2 separate regions of the Homo sapiens genome follow, and region 1 is linked to region 2. A link is a loop called in an ENCODE intact Hi-C map of the cell type or tissue named here. Cell type or tissue: HCT116. All regions are shown on one strand. Each heading gives the region's core, and the rest is flanking DNA. Links, peaks and the distances in the headings are about the cores only. Region 1 has its middle 300 kb from the start of N4BP1. Region 2 overlaps LOC124903689 (a long non-coding RNA gene).

Evidence for each region. Hi-C counts contacts between places; a loop is a spot of excess contacts. Peaks named below come from ENCODE experiments on the same cell type or tissue, not always from the same donor. Only the 100,000 strongest peaks of a DNase experiment are listed, where the experiment ranks them.
Region 1: a loop joins it to region 2, with 9 times the contacts of the local background. A loop is called at or near these places in 15 of 110 quality-filtered maps.

The regions. Positions count from the first base shown.
Region 1 is chr16:48,908,366-48,917,006 of GRCh38, reverse strand. No RefSeq gene overlaps it. Among named protein-coding and RNA genes, the nearest start is that of N4BP1, 300 kb to the right of the region's middle. RefSeq lists an enhancer at 8,474-8,641. In HCT116, for the core only: a CTCF peak has its summit at 5,111; a DNase peak (open chromatin) is centred at 5,126.
Region 2 is chr16:49,345,331-49,353,971 of GRCh38, reverse strand. LOC124903689 (a long non-coding RNA gene) reads right to left here. Exons shown (of 2, transcript XR_007065068.1): 2 at 3,415-8,641. Among named protein-coding and RNA genes, the nearest start is that of C16orf78, 24 kb to the left of the region's middle. RefSeq lists silencers at 7,867-8,067, 7,840-8,134. In HCT116, for the core only: CTCF peaks have their summits at 836 (motif pointing right), 3,086, 3,287 (motif pointing right), 5,359 (motif pointing left) and 1 weaker place; DNase peaks (open chromatin) are centred at 851, 3,281 and 5,311.

The DNA.
Region 1 (8,641 bases), core at 515-8,514, 440 kb after region 2:
GGCCAGTTGGAATGCCCTACACCATTTTCCAGGGGGCTCAGCCTCATGTTGAACCTGTCAGCTGCACAGGGCTAGCAGTAAGCCAGGGACAAAAGCCAAAGAGGACTCTCATGTTGCCCCCAGCCCCAAAATACAGAGAGAAGGAACAAATCCAGGCCCCACACTTCAAAAGGCCAGCCCTTTTAAAGAATGAACAGTATCCACAGAACACCAGCTGAGAGGCCACCTGTCATCAAATAAATAAATACAAATAAAAGTCCCAGCAAGCTTGGCTCTTATGTCCAGTTCCATTTATGGCCCTTTTGATCTTTTTTCACTTTCCTTAGCAGGTCCACTGGTATTCCTTCACACCACCCTGTCCAAATACATATATATCTCACTTTTGGGGGGAAAAACGTTGCTCAGGCAGTTGATCTTTCCATATTCCTGATGCTGTAAATAAAATCTCTCTTGGCATGGAGAATTTTTATTCATTCATTTATTTGACAAATTTTTACTGATCATCTACTGTACACTAGGGTCTGCCCTGGGGGTCTTTGGAAACCCAGGATGGATAACAGAGGGAGACCCACACAGTAGCATGCTATGCTGCAGTTTTAAAAAATAAAACAGTTCTATACATTCTCATATGAAAATATCTTCAACATAGATTAATTTTGTTAAAAGTAATGAGAAAATAGGGTGTCATATTGTATCATTTGTGTTACAGGGAGAAGGAAGAAAGAAGATAGAGGCTCAAGGAGGAGTAGGAGGGGGAGCAGAAAAATGACTCATTTCTGCATTAACCCTTTAGAAGAATACATAAGAATTTGAAACAATGGTTGCCCCTGGGCAGGGGGTGGAAGACAGGAAATGAGGGTCTCCAAATTGAAGAGGCTTTTCACTATACACTTCTTTCTATTGATCTAATTATTTTAAAACACACTTATGTGTTACCTCTTTCTCCAAAAATAAAACACTCTGAAGAAAAAGTCATAAAAATGAGAAAACTCCGAAGTCAGGTGGAGGAAACAGACTAGTAATCATCTAATTAGTAAACAATGTAGTAAGTGATGAAACATTCATGGAGCTCTTTGAGTTCTTAAGGAAGGGTGCCTAATTTGGGTGGAGAAGTCAGGAAAAACTTATCAGGGAAAATAATATCTTGATTAACCCTTTAACAGGCAGCCTACAGAATGGGAGAAAATTTTTGCAATCTATCCATCTGACAAAGGGCTAATATCCAGAATCTACAAAGATCTTAAACAAATTTACAAGAAAAAAACAAACAACCCCATCAAAAAGTGGGCAAAGGATATGAACAGACACTTCTCAAAAGAAGACATTTATGCAGCCAACAGACATATGCAAAAATGCTCATCATCCCTGGTCATTAGAGAAATGCAGATCCAAACCACAATGAGATAACCATCTCACGCCAGTTAGAATGGCGATCATTAAAAACTGAGGAAACAATTGATGCTGGAGAGGATGTGGAGAAATAGCAACCCTTTTACACTGTTGGTGAGAGGGTAAATTAGTTTAACCACTGTGGAAGACAGTGTGGCAATTCCTCAAGGATCTAGAACTAGAAATACCATTTGACCCAGCCATCCCATTACTGGGTATATACCCAAAGGATTATAGATCATTGTGTGATAAAGACACATGCAAATGTATGTTTATTGTGGCACTATGCACAATAGCAAAGGCTTGGAACCAACCCAAAAGTCCATCAATAATAGACTGGATGAAGAAAATGTGGCATATATACATCATGGAATACTATGCAGCTATAAAAAAGGATGAGTTCATGTCCTTTGCAGGGACATGGATGAAGCTGGAAACGATCATTCTCAGCAAACTATCACAAGAACAGAAAACCAAACGCCACATGTTCTCACTTATAAGTGGGAGTTGAACAATGAGAACACATGGACACAGGGAGGGAAACATCACACACCAGGACCTGTTGGAGTGTGGTGGGGCTAAGGGAGGGATAACATTAGAAGAAATACCTAATGTAGGTGATGGGTTGTTAGGTGCAGCAAACCACCATGGCCTATATATACCTATGTAACAAAACTGCACATTCTGCACATGTACCCCAGAACTTAAAGTATAATTTTAAAATGAGTGGAATTGAAGTCTACTCTCTTTAACATCATTTAGTTGTCAAACAAATAAAAAACGACAACGAAAACCCACAAAACACCCAAAGGATCCCTGGAGAGGTTTCATAGGTCTCGTGTGGCTTCTGGGGAAAGTTCAAGGCTGATGCCAAGATGCTCACAGCAGAAATGGCATATCCCCCACTGTCCCCATGGATGCTTAGTTATCGGGGGAAGCAGCAGGCCAGATTTACTGAGCTAATCCAAGCTAGGAGCCATTTGCAGAAAAAGTGAGCATTTGCAGAAATCATTTCTTAATTAGCATATTGGTCTTCCTGCCCATTCTAAATCTCCAGCAATGTGCAAAGCTGGTTAAGGTCTCCCTGGCTTTGATTTCTCAGAGTTGTCTTTTAAGTGCTTCATTTCTATCAAGTGAGATGAAATTTCTAAATTCCAACTTCATAGGGAACAGTCCCATTCTCTCCCCACCCCCATTCTTGAGCAACCTCTCAGAATGTGTGTTCTTTAAAAAGAGACAAGGTCCTCGCTGACATCTCTCTTCAGAGAGCTCCATCAAAATCCTGCACTTACCCAGTGTCCTTTCCTTGGCCACCGGTAACCAAGGAAACGGGATGCTATGGTAACACAGGGAGGAGAGGAAGGGAGGCATCCTGAGCCCTTCTGCATTCTTTCTCCTCTCTCCTGGAATCAAGGCAGCTACAGGACAGGAAGAACTCCTGCTGGGGGAGGGTCTACTCTCAGCTTCCCAGGGGAAGAGGGACCAGGACACCTGCATGGGTGGCTTCATGGCTGACACCCAGAGTTTCCCTTCCACAGCCTGAAGACTGTTGCCTCAGGATCCCCCAAAATGATGCCTTTTTCTAAGACAAGGGCACAGCCTAGGATGCATAATATAATGCTCCAAATGCCCAGGGGTAAATATCTGTACAAAATGTTTATTCAAATGAGTGAACAAGATACAGATTGCAATCATGAAGAAGCAGAGCCCTAGACGTAACTGAAAAGAGAATGTATGACCAAATGGCCAACCGTTCGGCAGTGTTGAACTTGTCTCTTGGTTTTGCTCTGCCTTCCAGTCTCCATGGTCAGCCCTCACTGACCATCTCTAGCTCTGCCTCTCCGACACCGTCCTCCTGCACCATTCTGTTTACCTACCTCTCCCTTTGCATTCTGCCTTCTCGCTTCTCTCTCACTCTGTCCCTTTTTGCCTCCCCTGACTGGCAGTTCTCCTGTCACTGTCAGGATGAGGTGGCTGAAAGATAAAGATTCTTTATATTCTGGGTCCAGAGCTCAGGCCCCACCAAGGCCAAATGCAGCTCCCTCCAGGTAGGGCCTCTTTGTCCACTTCCTGTGCTTCCCATGGACAGGAGTGGTGAAGGGCGTGGGGGACCTCCAGGAGAGACAATCAGGGTCCTGCCCTGAAGGAGGTCAGGGTATTACAAATTGTGATAAGTGTGATGACATCATAAGTAAGCACAGGATCTGTCTGTGTTGCAGTGTGAGGGGAGGGCTGCCACTTCCTCGCCAAACTTTTGTTTGTTGAATCTTCTTTTGCATTCCTGAGATTTCTCATTTGAGTTTTAAAATCCCTTCTCTGGTTTTTACCTGAAATCTGCCTCACCAGGAGTCACCTGTTCTAATTTTCCAGCACTGACTCCCTCTGTTGGAACTGTGGCCTCCCACCTGTTTGATCACACACCTCTATCAGTCAAAAGCTATTGAGTAGCCAGGTGTGATGGTTCACTGTAGTCCCAGCTACTCTGGAGACCAAGGTTGGAAAATTGCTTCAGCCCGGGAATTTGAGGCTGCATTGAGCTATGATTATGCTACTGCGCTCCAACCTGGGCAACAGAGTAAGACTCCACCTCCAAAAAAAAATAAATAAATAAAGTGAAATGAAACAGGATAATTATTGATCATGGACCTCCCCTTAATATGAGTACAGGTTTATTTATAAGTCACATACATGTACTACAATGCTAATGTTTTGTACATGATAAAATATACACAAAAACAGGAATTGATAAGGAAATAATATAATATCTTCTTCCATAGCCCAAATTGACTGCCTTGTGCACCCCATGTCAGTCTACCCAGTCACTTTAAATGGCCAAGTACTTTGATTTGCACCTCAGGTCCCCAGGTGAAGGTCCCCCAAGAACTCGGGGAGGATTGGCAGGAGGAGCAGAGTGTGAGGTTTACTTGTCAGGGGGTGGACTCACTTCCTGCTGTAGCAAAGGACCACAGCCTTAAACAATAGAAATGTATTGTCTCACAGTTCTAGAGCCGGAAGTCTGAGCTCAGCGTGCTAGCAGGGCTGGCTCTTAACAAAGCTGTGAGGTAGAACCTGTTCCCTGCCTCTTTCCTTGCTGAGAGGGGTTTTCTGGGCATTTTTGGCATTCTTTGGCTTACAGCTGCACTCCCAGCACCACCTTCCCCTTCCCATGGTGTTCTCCCTGGGTGCACTCCTGTCTCTATTCCTGAATGCCACCTTTTTACTAGGACACTGTCATGTTAGATGGGGGTGGGGGGTCACCCTAGTGATCTCATCTTAACTTGAGCATCCGATTTCCAAATAAAGGCACATTCACAGGTGCTGGAGGTTAGGACTTTGACATCTTTCAGGGGACACAATCAAATCATAATGGGGCAAATGGAAAATGAAATAGCAAGCAGCCTCTTTAGACTGAGGTGTGGGCATGAAGCTTCTTCAGGGTGGGTAGAGAGGGGCAGCCTGGAGAGGCAGGAGCCCCTTTGCCAGAGCTGCCTGCTTCCAGTGGGTAGGGGCTCCTCTCTGAGAGTAGAGACCACCAGACCACAAGTCTACTTCCAGGGGTGGGGCTCAGGTCAGCTGCTAGCACTGGAAAAGTCTCCACTCGCCAAAGCAGTTTCACATCATCTTTTCTTCTGAGGTTCCCAGAACACTTTGTACTATTATTTCTAGAAGAAACTGCTGCTCTGGAAAACATGAAATGTCTTTGTTTGAAATAGCGACACAGCCAGGCTGTTCCCAGAACGACAAGGACACGCCCTCCCAACTCCTCATTATAAGGAAGCCACATCATGGTGTTTGATTCCTAAATAAGAATTGAACGTTTGTCACTTGTACTATTTAATTATGACCCAAGAAATTTGCTAACATCTCACATTCTGTCTGCAGTGCCAGTTTAATTTGGATATTAAAGAGACACAGTCACTATATGGTTACCTAGTAACAGGTGTTAAACCTCAATAAATAACATTTTTAATAACGAGGTTCTGAAATGCATAAATCACATCTCCCTGTTCATTCTCTAAGAAAAACATTTTAATTATCTATTGACACATATTGCACATGGAACAACTATCTTTTTAAAAGATAAATGGGTTTAGAGGCGAGTAGGGTTAATTAAAAGCCAGTGGAGTATTACAAGTTTATTTACGGGGAAATATTCACTGTAGGAGAAGAACGGTTCTTACAGTTGTCAGAATTCTGCAAATGTATTGTTTAATAACCGCTTGGCACTTACTTATGGTGAGATGGTGAGAGCTTAAATCTAAACTGAGAGTGCATTCCAGTTATCTCTTCTAAACGGCTTCTCCTCAGTGACATAGATTTTCCAGGTCAGGCCACACCAAGGCAGGATCTGATGATGTGTGAAATTGTGACCAGGAGTTCCCCAGGACCATGGACCTGTCCAGAGCAGGCACCTGTTCTCATCCTGGATGCCAAAAGGGAAAGTTCAGGTTCAACTCTAGAGGTGAGGCCAGCTCTGAGGAAGGTCTGTCTACAAGATGAAGTCCAACTCCTACCATGAACTCCTCAAGGATCTTCACCATCAAGCCTCCACCCACTTTACCAGGCCTATCCCTCCCTCCTCTCCCCACTTCACTCACCTCTACCCCTGAAACCCAGTGTGTGCCTCAACAGCTCTACTCTCCTGCCACAAGGAGCGCAATATTCCAGACGGTGGCTGTTCTATGAGCTCAATCCCATAGGAAGGGTGAAAAATAAACCCTCAGCCAACTTGTGATGATTTCACAGCATGAGCAGGAAATAAATCTTTGTTGTTAGTAGGCTTGGAGATTTACATGAGAGGATGCTTCTTATGCCAACATAATGTAGCCTGCACTGACTCATGTACTTTCCATAATCAGCCCCAGAGCCTGACAAGGAAAAGATGCTTTGGAATGCTTGATAGTGAATGAACCCATTAGTCAGTCAATGCATCTGCCCTTTCTTCCCCTCTGGAATATTATCAGGTCCTGAAAAATCACACGCCAGGATTCTGCAGGACTTTAAGCATCTATCCCAGGGTGGTGTGAAGAAGCCCCACTACTGAGCTGAGAAGCTAGAGTCCCAATTTCTCATCAGAACCTCCAACAATGCACTGACCCACGGTTATTACTGTGAATAACGTGGTTTTTGTGAGGGATGTGGGAAGAGTCACAGGGAGCAAAGAACCACTGTGTATATGCAGAGCATCCCTCTGTGTATGTGTGTGCATGTGTGTGTCAGTGTGTGTGTGTGTGTGTGTGTGAGAGTCAGTGTGTGTGTGAGTGAAGGCCTTCCTACCATCCATTCTCCTGCCTCTGGTAATGACACCCATTTTTTTCGGTGGGGGAAGATAGGGTCTTGCTGTGTCACCCAGGCTGGAGTGCAGTGGCATGATCTCTATGATCTCTGCTCACTGCAACCTCTACCTCCTGGGCTCAAGTGATCTTCCAACCTCAGCCTCCCGAACAGCTGAAACTACAGGTACACACTGCCATGCCTGATGACTTTTTAAAATTTTTTGTAGAGATAGGGTCTTACTGTGTTGATCAGGCTTGTCTGCAACTTCTGGCCTCAAGCAATCCTCCCACCTCAGCCTTCCAAAGTGTCGGGATTACAGGCCTGAGCCACTACACCCTCCTGACCCCCAGTTTTCCTTTGTGGGACCTGCCATCATCCCCACTCTCAGGTCTTGTGGTTTGTGTTGCATTGGCCACACCCCCAGTTCAAAAAGTGAATATAAATTGTCAAGGCCACAAATCAAGGTAATGATACAGCTAAAACTAGAACCCAAACCTCCAACTCTGGCAGTAATTCACTCATTTTTGGACTCTGGTGCGCTCCTACTCTGACCTTGTGCTAGTTCTGGGAATGCAGCGAGGACACTAGATGGAGAGGATTCCATCAGAGTGTTCAGAGCTCAGTCCGATGCTCCCTCCACTGCAGCACCTGTCCCTCCTTCCCTCTCTTTCCAGAAAACCTCCCTCTACCCTCCTCACTATCCTCTTCCCCAAAGCCTCCCCAAACTTCCTCAAACCTTGCTGACTCTTTCTTTTCTCTGAACCTTTTCTGCCACAGTCCCCAGCATGTGAACAGACACAGGTCAGGCAAGTCGCCCAAAGACATGACCAGCCAGGGCTGAGAGTACCAAGGCCTGAAAGAGGAGGGACCAGAGGATGCTATGGGGTGGCGCCTCTTCTCGGTGCCCACAGATCCCACTGAAGCTGGAGCTGCTTGCCTCACAGACGGTGCATGGCACTCCACCAGCTGTCTCCTTCTCACCAAGCTCGGGAGTCCCTGGCTGACCCCTCCATCCACCCTGCCTCTGACCAGGTCATAGCATCTGGCTCCCCACCTCCAGGGAAGGAAAACAGAAAGTACTGGGAAGTGACAGGGCCCTAAACCACTTGGATGGAAATAGAGTCATTGGGAGCAACGGGGAGAAGGACTGGGCCAAGAAGCTGATTGCATTGCTCCTGGCAACCACACGTCCCAGCAGGTCAGTCAATACTGCAGTGCCCACTGGGATGCGGTTTCCTGAAGCTCGCAAAAGAAATCTATATTTTTCTCAGGAGCACCAACCCTCCTCAAGGCAGCACACGTTCGTCCCCTCCTATCTGCGGGCAGCAGAAAGGGACAAAGAAACCAAGGCCAGAAGGTGGCTGAGGCTGTCTCTAGACTAACAGCTTTAGAAGGGAATATGGCATTTTACGTACACACTTGCCCTTTCCTTCACCCTCCATGCCAATACCTCTCATCCCCACAATTGCAAAGGACTCCAAATTGAGATGTGATTTTTCAGTTCCTCTCTTTTTTAATCCACCCTAATAATAGGAGCTAATATTGATTGGGCCCTTACTACATGTTAGACTGTCTATAAAATTCTTCACATGTATTAAATTTTTAATCCTCGGAAAACCCAGCCCTGTGGGGTAGATATTAACTTCCATTCCCATTTTTGTGGCTGAGGAATCTGAAGCACAGAGCAGTTAATTAACTTGCTCAATGTCACATAGCTTGTTGGCAGTAGAAGCAGACAGCCCAGGCCAGGCTATCACACCCCTCCAAGGGCAAGGTATTTGGAACTGGACCAGTCAAGCTCAAAATTTCAGCACTAGCCCTTGCTAGCTCTGTGATTTGGACAAGCTACCCAACCTCTCTGAACCTCATTTCTTCATCTGTAATGCGAACATGATAACGACAGTCTTGTAAGTTTACCGGGTAATTCCCCGGGTATTACAGGGTAATTCCAAGGTTTCATTAGATGACTCACCAC
Region 2 (8,641 bases), core at 118-8,117:
GGAGGGAAGTCTTTATGTTGGGCTTCCAGAAATCCACCCAGGGAGGACTTGTGTGAAAGTGATTCACTGGGAAGTGTTCCAGGAAAGACCAGCAGGGACTAGAGAATTATCTACGTGAGAGACAGGCCTTGCTCTGTGGAAACGGAAGCCACGGTGGCTGCTGTTACGGGGCATATGGCCTTGTGTCCTGCTGAGACCCAAGACTCAAACAGAAGAGAGCAGATCGGTGGGCCAGGGCTGGCCCAAGCCCCCTTTATCCTGGGCTCCACTGTCCTCAGTTCATGGCTTCTTCCTATGTGGCGGTATGTGCACTGGCCATCATGCCTGCTTTCCCAGACAGCAGGAATGAGGGAGGGAGAGGAAAGGGGGCACTGCTCTTTATAAGGACACTTCTCTGAAGCTGTACATGATGCTTTGACTCTGGGTTTTTGGCCAGATCTAAGGTCGCAGGCAGCCACAGCCAGCAAAGGAAGCAAGGAAATGAGGGCTTTGTTCCCAGCAGCCTGTGTCTAGCTAGAAAATGTGGATTCTGTTAGTGAAGGAGGAAAAGAGAAGGATGAAGGGGCACAAGTTGCAGCCATTGTCACAGCCAGAGAATGCAAAAATTGGACTTGGCCAAGTTTGATTTCCCCATTTGCCCAGCAGCCCCACATCTGCCCAGAACTTTCTCTGTGGGGTCGATGTGGAGCCTATCTTCTAAAGGGGTGGGCGCAGCTGGACTCTAGGAGTTCTGGGTCCAGTGAGGCCCTATCCTGTGGAGTCAGTCTCCCCTCTAGGAGCAGCAAAGGTTGGTGGTGTAGACAGAGCTCCCTGGAAGCTTCTTGGGGGTGGGCAGCAGGGGGAGCTGTACTGGACTAAGCCCTCAGCTGGGAGCTTGGCTTTTGAATTCCTGGTTCACCTCTGGTTTGCCAGATGGCCTTGGGCAGGCCTCTTAACTTCTCACATTCCTCAGGCTCAGCCCCATCCTCTGTAAAATGAAGACGATATGGGGAATTCAAGGCCGGACATGGGCGAGACAGGAAGCTCCCAACTCATGCATAAAATTCAAGAGGGTACCAAAAAAAACCTCAGTAATGGAGATAAATAATCAAGATGAAGAAATCATGCAGCATTTTTTATTGTGGTAAAGTACACATAACATAAAATTAGCCATTGTAACCATTTTAAAGTGAACAGCTGAGTGGCAGTAAGTGCATTTCCATTCTGCAGCCATCACTACCACCCATCTTCCCAGCTCTTTCTCTCCCCCATTAAACAAAAACTCCGCATTCCCCCTCCTCCCCAGCAACCACCATTCTACTTTCTGTTGCTATGAATTTTACGACTTTAGGTATCTCATAGCAGTGGAATCATACAGGATTTGTCCAGCAGTGTTGTAGCCTGAGTCAGGACGTCCTTCCTTTTGAAGCTGCTTATTATTCCATTGTGTGGATAGACCACATTTTGTTGATCCTTTCATCTGATCATGGGCACTTAGGTTGCTGACACCTCTCGGCTATTGTGAATAACACTGCCAGGAACATAGGTGAACGTGTACCTGTTTGAGTACTCACTTTCATTGATGTAATATTTTGTAAAAAATCAAAATTTATGCAAAAAATCCACAATGAATAAAATATCATTTTTTTTAAAAAAGGGTATTGCTTTGTCACCCAGGCTACAGTGCAGTGGCACAAATGTGGCTCACTGTAGCCTCAACCTCCCAGGTTCAAGTGATTCTCCCGCCTCAGCCTCCCAAGTAGCTGGGACTACAAGTGTGTGCCACCACACCCAGCTAATTTTTGTATTTTTTTTTTTTTTGTAGAAATGTGATTTCATTATGTTGCTCAGGAAGGTCGTCTTGAACCCCTGGGCTCAAGTGATCTGCTGGCCTCAGCCTCGCAAAATGCTGGCATTACAGACGTAAGCCACTGTGCCTGGCCTCAAAATTTTAAATAAAGACAACATCAGTAACCGTGGTCACTGTACTGAGCCATATCAGAGCACAGGCAGTGGAAGATGGGCAGTGCTTGCTGTGCATGATCCTGTCATTACTCCCCTTTTGAGGCTGAGCCTGAGGTGGGCCATCTTCTCCTTACCCTCAGCCTGGCCCTCCCTCCAGAGATTGAAGTGAGCCTGCGCTGAGTATGCCAGGCCTGGGAGCCTCATCTTCCCCAGCCTCACTGGGCCGATTTAGAAACTAGGGCCACAGAGGAGGTTCAAGGTTGCACAGTGAAGCTGGGGTTCCCTCTCCCCTTGGATAGATCCATCTTCATTAGCCCATCAGATAACAGCACCTCCCAGGCAGCTGAACTGTGGAGACAGCCACTGTGTCTTCCTTCCCTTTGAGTTGCTTTGCCAAGTGACAAAGCAAGAGATGTGTGTCCCCACTCAGAGTTGGTTTGCAGAGATTGGTTTGGGGCCATTCTAATGAGACAGGTGATGATGCTCTCGTCAGTTACCCCTTAGGTGGCCTGGGGCTGTGTGCAGGGGCTCAAGTGTGGGGACACCTGCCTGTGAGCCTGAGCTCCAACCAGGAGGAAGATGCCTGCTTCTGAGCTCACAGCCCCAAAGAGTTGAAAACCAATTCAGTCCCCCAAAGAGAACTGCCTCCTTTAGTCATTGAACACTTGGTGCACTCCTACTGCGTGCCAGGCACTGAGTGGGGCGGGCAATGAGGGTTGATAAGGAGAGGAGTTGGCCGTGGTCCTGACTTTAAGAAGCGCGTGGCTCAATAAAAGTTTTGCCCATTCGTCAGGAATTGAGATGTCTGGGGAAATGTATACGGAGGGCAAACCAGGGGGTGGTGAGAAGCCAGCTTGGCTCATCCTTGGCTGGGGATGTGTGTGTGTGATATGTGAGTGGAGTGGGTGATAGGTGTTTGTGTAATGCATGTATATTAGTTTGTGCGCACATGTATGAGTGTGTTTGCATGTGTGAATGTGTGTGTGAGAATGTGCATGTGTCTGTGTGCGAGTGTGATTGTGTGTTCACATATGCCAGAATGTGCATGTGTGTGTGAGTGTAAATGTGTGTGGGCATGTGTATGAGTGTGAGTGTGCGCGTGCACGTGTGTGTGTCTGTGTGTGTGTAAACGTGCATGTGTGCATTGTGTGTGTGTGTGCGCCTGTGTGCATGTATGAGTATGCGCATTTGTGCTCTTGCATGTGTGCTTGTGTGTATGAGTGTGTGCGTTGGGAGGGGGGTGGGGTGCTGGCTGTGGAAGGGCCACCCTTGCCTTGGGCTACCCTAGAGGAGACACCGGCTCCGAGGCACGGACCTTGCCTGCTATCTTGAGACCGACCAGCAGATGGCGGAATTGCAACGGGAAAGTCCGGGACCTCTGGTGCTGGGGAGTCGGAGGAGGGAAGGAATGAGAGGGAGGAGGGAGAGCATCTGAATCTGTTGGAGCTGCCGTGACAAAATACCATAGACTTGGGGGCTTAAGCAACAGAAATTTATTTATCACAATTCTGGAGGCTAGGAGTCAAGATCAAGGTGCCGGTGAAGCAAGGCTTCCGTCTGAGTCCCCTTCTCTGGCGTGTGGGCGGCTGCTGCCTCGCTGTGGTCGTCCCTCCATGGGGAGGGACCCCTTTTCCTCTTCTCATAAGGACCCCAGTCCCATCGGTTCAGGGCCCCATCTTTACAACCTCATTTAACCTCAGTTACCTCCTAAAGACCCTGTCTCCAAACACAGTCACATTGGGGGTTAGGAATGCATTTGCAGGGAATTCAAACATTCAGTCAATAGCATGGAGAGAGGAGAAAGAGACAGGGAGAGAGAGGGAGAGGGGAAGGAGAGGGAAGAGAAGATGGGGCAGACCCCGTGGCACTGGTGCAGGTCCGGACGGCTGGTGTGGGCAGCCTGGCCGTGACTCCATTGCGACGCTGAGAAGCTCCTTTTCACTTTGGGTAGCTCATCCTCACCTCTAAAGGAGGTGAGGGCCCACCTGCACCTTTTGAAGTAGCAACAAACTTGCAGACAGCAGCTCTCCAGTGCCTCCCTGCTTTTACACTGAGTGACGCAGCAGCCCGGGAGGGGCACTGCCACTGTCTCCACCTGCAGACAAGGTCAGGGAAGTGAACTGGCTGCCCACAGCCCCACAGCTTCGTGTGGTCTAAGCAGTAGGGAGGGAGCTCTGAGGGGGTGGAAGATACAATACAGACCTGAAGGAAACTCAGAACTCCTTGGCACAGCCCATGTTGACAAGCTGGGCCCCCACTGGGGGTCCTTCCTGAAGCCTCCCCAAAACCTCTGAGAAAGGGCCGGCTTGATGGGTGTCCCTTGCAGTGAGCACAGGTCCTGGAAGCTGGCCCGGAGACGGAGCGTGCAAGAAAGCACTCCCTGGACACACGGTTACCCGACAAAGTTGCCTGAGTTGGGGGCCTCTGTCCAGCCTGGGCGTGCTGGATGGAGAAGCCCATCCAGCTCTTGGCTCTCACTGTCGGGTGTGCAGGGCCGAATGCAGGGAGGAGAATCTACTCCTCCTCTCTCAGAGACCCACGAGGGACGCCTAAATCTAATAAGTTAATCTAGACTCCTAGAAACAAGATTAAATTTTCAAATAAAGGCAGGCTCTGACAGCTAAGGCATAAATCTTTTATTTAAAATAGAGACTAAACCCATTCAAATGCGATCAGCGATGACAGATGCAGATAGAAACAAGCTCTGATGGGATGGTTGAGGTGTGGGTTTGTCTGCTCCTGGTGACAGATCGCCAAGGGTGACCTTAAGGACAGTGTATAATTGTCAGCAAACAGTGGTGCCTCTGCATCCATTTCCATGTGGCTTGCTGGCCCAAGGTGGTGCCAGGGGCAAGGATGTCCTGAGGAAAGTGCCCATGCAGGTGGAAAGGAGCTGCCTTGGATGTCTTGGTCCCACTCCTGCCAGGTCAGCTGCCACAAGAGGGCAGGGGAGAGGGGCTCGCCACGTTTGGAGGTGCCTGGAGCACCAGCAAAGGAGCTGGAGATGTGGGGAGCTGTCAGGAACAGGTCGGATGTGGTTAAGGCAATAGGAGCCACGTGGCAGCATTTCCTGGAGCCTCCAGGGCAGAGGGTAAACTCTGCCTGGACCAAACCCAGCTGGGCCATCTACTGCCTTGGCTCTTTATGGTGGACGCTTCCAAGTGCCAGACATTGTGTTCCCTGCATGATCTCATTCAATCCTCACATCAAGCCCTTTTTACAGATGGCGGGCTGGGGCTCAGAAGGGTTAAGTGCCATGCCCAGAGGTGCATAGCCAGTTAGCGACAGAGCTGAGACGCAGCACCAGGCTGCTGGTTCCAGTGTGCACGCTCCTCCCTCTGACACTCTAGGGCTCCCAGGCACCAAGAGACACCAGCAGCTGCATTTGTTCTAACTCAGGCTGAGCGATTTCTCCTAAATATCGCCCCCTTTTGGAAGTGTTCAGATGCTTGCTGCCAGAATGCTTCACAAGGGCACAAACTCGAAGACACCACCATGAACATACATCCCGTGAGGACGAGGGTTCCCCAAAGGATAGTCTATGAATCTGCATTCAGGAAACATGTAATAACAAATGAAACTCCCACAGAAACAATGCTTTTATTAGGTAAATCTGGGAAACTTTGCCTACTCTAGCCCCTTCTGAGAAGTCCTGCAGAAAAAAGAATCCCATCAAACCTTATTTAGTCCAGCATTTCCCCAACTAATTTGAACATGAATATGTTTTGTTTCCCTTGCTGGGCATCATATCATGTCAACCTGTATTCCAAGGAGCACACTTGGGAAAACATTGATATGAGACTTTCATCTCAAGTTGGTCTGTAGCTTCCTGCTTCTCCAGAATGTGTATTTTGGTACATGACATTTCACCTTAAAACCTTGAAGCTATTTACAGATGCCCATAGGAGTCAAAATTGATGTTGGTCGTTTTCAGTCTCTTTAGAATAAAGTCTCCCTGAGTAATTTGATGAAAGTTGTAGATTTTTTCCTGTGGGGAAAGGAGAGGCACTCACATTCATATACACAGACTGATGAATTCAGATTCAGGGGTTCCTCGGTTACCCTGAGGTCATGAACCCCTGTTTTAAGTCACTGTCAGCTAATATCCTTGGCGTCATTGGCAGCCAAGCACTGGGCCCTGCTGGGGTGAGCCTGTGGGAGCAGGGCCACTGAGAGGGTCTGAGTAAACGGGTCAAATCCACTCCTAGCCTTCTGACAAAGGAAAGCAGGAGATTCATGCCAATCACACATGTTCAGTGGACTGGCACCTTCCAGCTGCCCACGGTGTGGGCCAGGGTGCTTTGAGCAGGTTAGTGAGCAGAGACCCCCCCTGAAGGTCTGAAAGACTATCCCACACCTTGTGGGGACCTCAGGGCTCCCATGCCTCTCTGAGCCCCCCACAGTCTAGTGCCTAAGAATTCTGCTGCTGATGCTGGTCCAGCACCCATTCCCTGCCCCCTTTCTTCTAGGAAAGGCACCCCAGCTGTCCTTGGGGCACCACCATGCCCCAGACCTAGCTTGTGTAGATTGTATGGACTGGACCTCATATCAGACTCATGGGTGGGCTCGTGAATCAGGCTTGGATAATCAGAGAATACCACGTTTTTGGTCACAGTGGTTGGTTCAGGGATAAGAATGGGACCAAGCCAAGACAATTAGTGCCAAAAAATACCTTGTGGGATTTTACTGAGAAAGAGAAGTTCTCCTGGGGCTGTTGATAAAAAGATGTATCTGGAGCTTCTGGTGGCCACTTTGACCCATGAAGGGAGCCACCTGGGATGGTCAGAGATGGGAGGAGAGGGTGGGTATCCCAATGAGACTGTTGGAGTCTGCATCCAGCTGTGCCTGACAGTGTATCTAGATCCTGGTGCACTTATAGGAATCAATACATTTCCTTTCTTGCTTAAGACCGTGTGAGCTAGACTTCTGTCACTTGCAGCTGAAACAATCCTAATGCCCCTGTGTCAAAAACACATTCCCAGGCCTGTGAAGGTAGCTGAATTAGAATCTCCAGTAATATGACATATACCTGTATCTGTATCTTTCTGGGGAATCTCATGATCTAACAGCTCTTGCTTGAAAAAAATTTCCTCTGACGTTCTACCATGGAGTGTGCAAGAAGCCCAGTTGGGAAATCCAAGATTATCCACATGTAAAGATGGCTCAGGCTGAATGCTTCGGCAAGTCTAGGAGTCAAGGTATTTTACATGATTTGTCTTTAATCTATTCCTGCTCTTAAACTCTCAGATGGGAATCACACTTTCTGATTGTGGCAATTTCTCAGCTTTGGAGAGGAGGGAGACAGAGTTCTGTGGTTCTGTGTTCAGTAAGACCCATTTCCTCATCTTTCTGCACTCCCAGTCCTCCACGTATGAGCCAAAGTGATGTGTGCCAATTTCAGGCTTGGCTCATACAAATCTCCCTGGGTTTATTTATTCATGATTTTTTCCTCTGTCTTGACACAGATAAATACAGTGACCTTAGAAGCCACTTCAGAGGTGGCAGAGCAACAAGGAGCAAGGGGCCTGGGCACCAGAGTGTGCCTCAAGACAAGTGCCAGTCAGGCCTTTTGACAGGCAGCAATCCCTGTCTGGGGCTTTACACAAGTCAGAAAAAATGTCTATTGTGTTAAACCGCTGATTTTGGGGTTTGTCTGTGATAGTCGTCTCCTTAACAGTGAATTTTTATAAATTCCAGATAACTTTCCCACCTATTGATTCATCTGAGCCTTTTATGAACTCTGGGTGGCAGTCTGGGAGTGGCACTTTACAGATGACAGTGCTTGTCCTGTTTACGTCCTTGGTGGGAGGCTAGAAAATGGTTCTAAACAGAACGCAATTTGATACACATGTAAAGAGATGTCCATGATGTGTCCTTCCTTAGCTCTGACTTCCCTCTCATCATTCAGGCACTTTGGTGGATACATATCTTCCCTGGGACTTAGCACCCATCTTACCACCCTCTGCCTCCATCCCACCTACAGGGAAGACTGAGGGCTCTGCCTCTGTCCGCGGTGCTGAAATGGGTGATAGTTACAGAGCAGAGTAGCTGAATGGGCCAGGACTTAAACACTAGACAGAACTGGGCTTTCCGTCTAAATATGTGTTCCCTTGGGTGGTCTTTCTACCTCTCCAAATATTAATTTTTTGGTCTGTAGAAAGGGAATATTATATCTTCTTCATGGGACTGTTCTGAACATCAAATAATGTGGAGAAACTATTGATGTAGTTGTGTTCTTTTCCATCCTCTGTCCTCCTTTTTAATACTGAACCTCGTCTTCTACCAAAAGTAGCCTTCAAGGGCTAGACCTTTCATTCCCAGAGGCTTGAGTGAGTTAAGAGAAAAACCAAATTGACTCTAGAGAGATTGTCTGTCATGAATCTAGCTGCCATAAGCTACAGGGGGTTATGGGATATCCTAAGAGTTTAAAGGGAATCTGAAGCTTGAGGGAAAATATGTGTTTCTTTGTTCCTCAGTTTCTCCTTCTTTTGTAAAATGATGGGTAGTGCATGGTGGCTTAGGGGCTTCCAACCCTGCAGAACAAGAACATCTTTTAGTATTCTTGCAACCCATTGATCCCCATCTTTGTAAAAATTTTGTCAGCTAAACACACTGCACTTATTAAAGAATAACAAATTCATTTCCCCAATTTTATTAATAAAAGACATTTAGAAATGATTGTGCAATAAAAACAGTA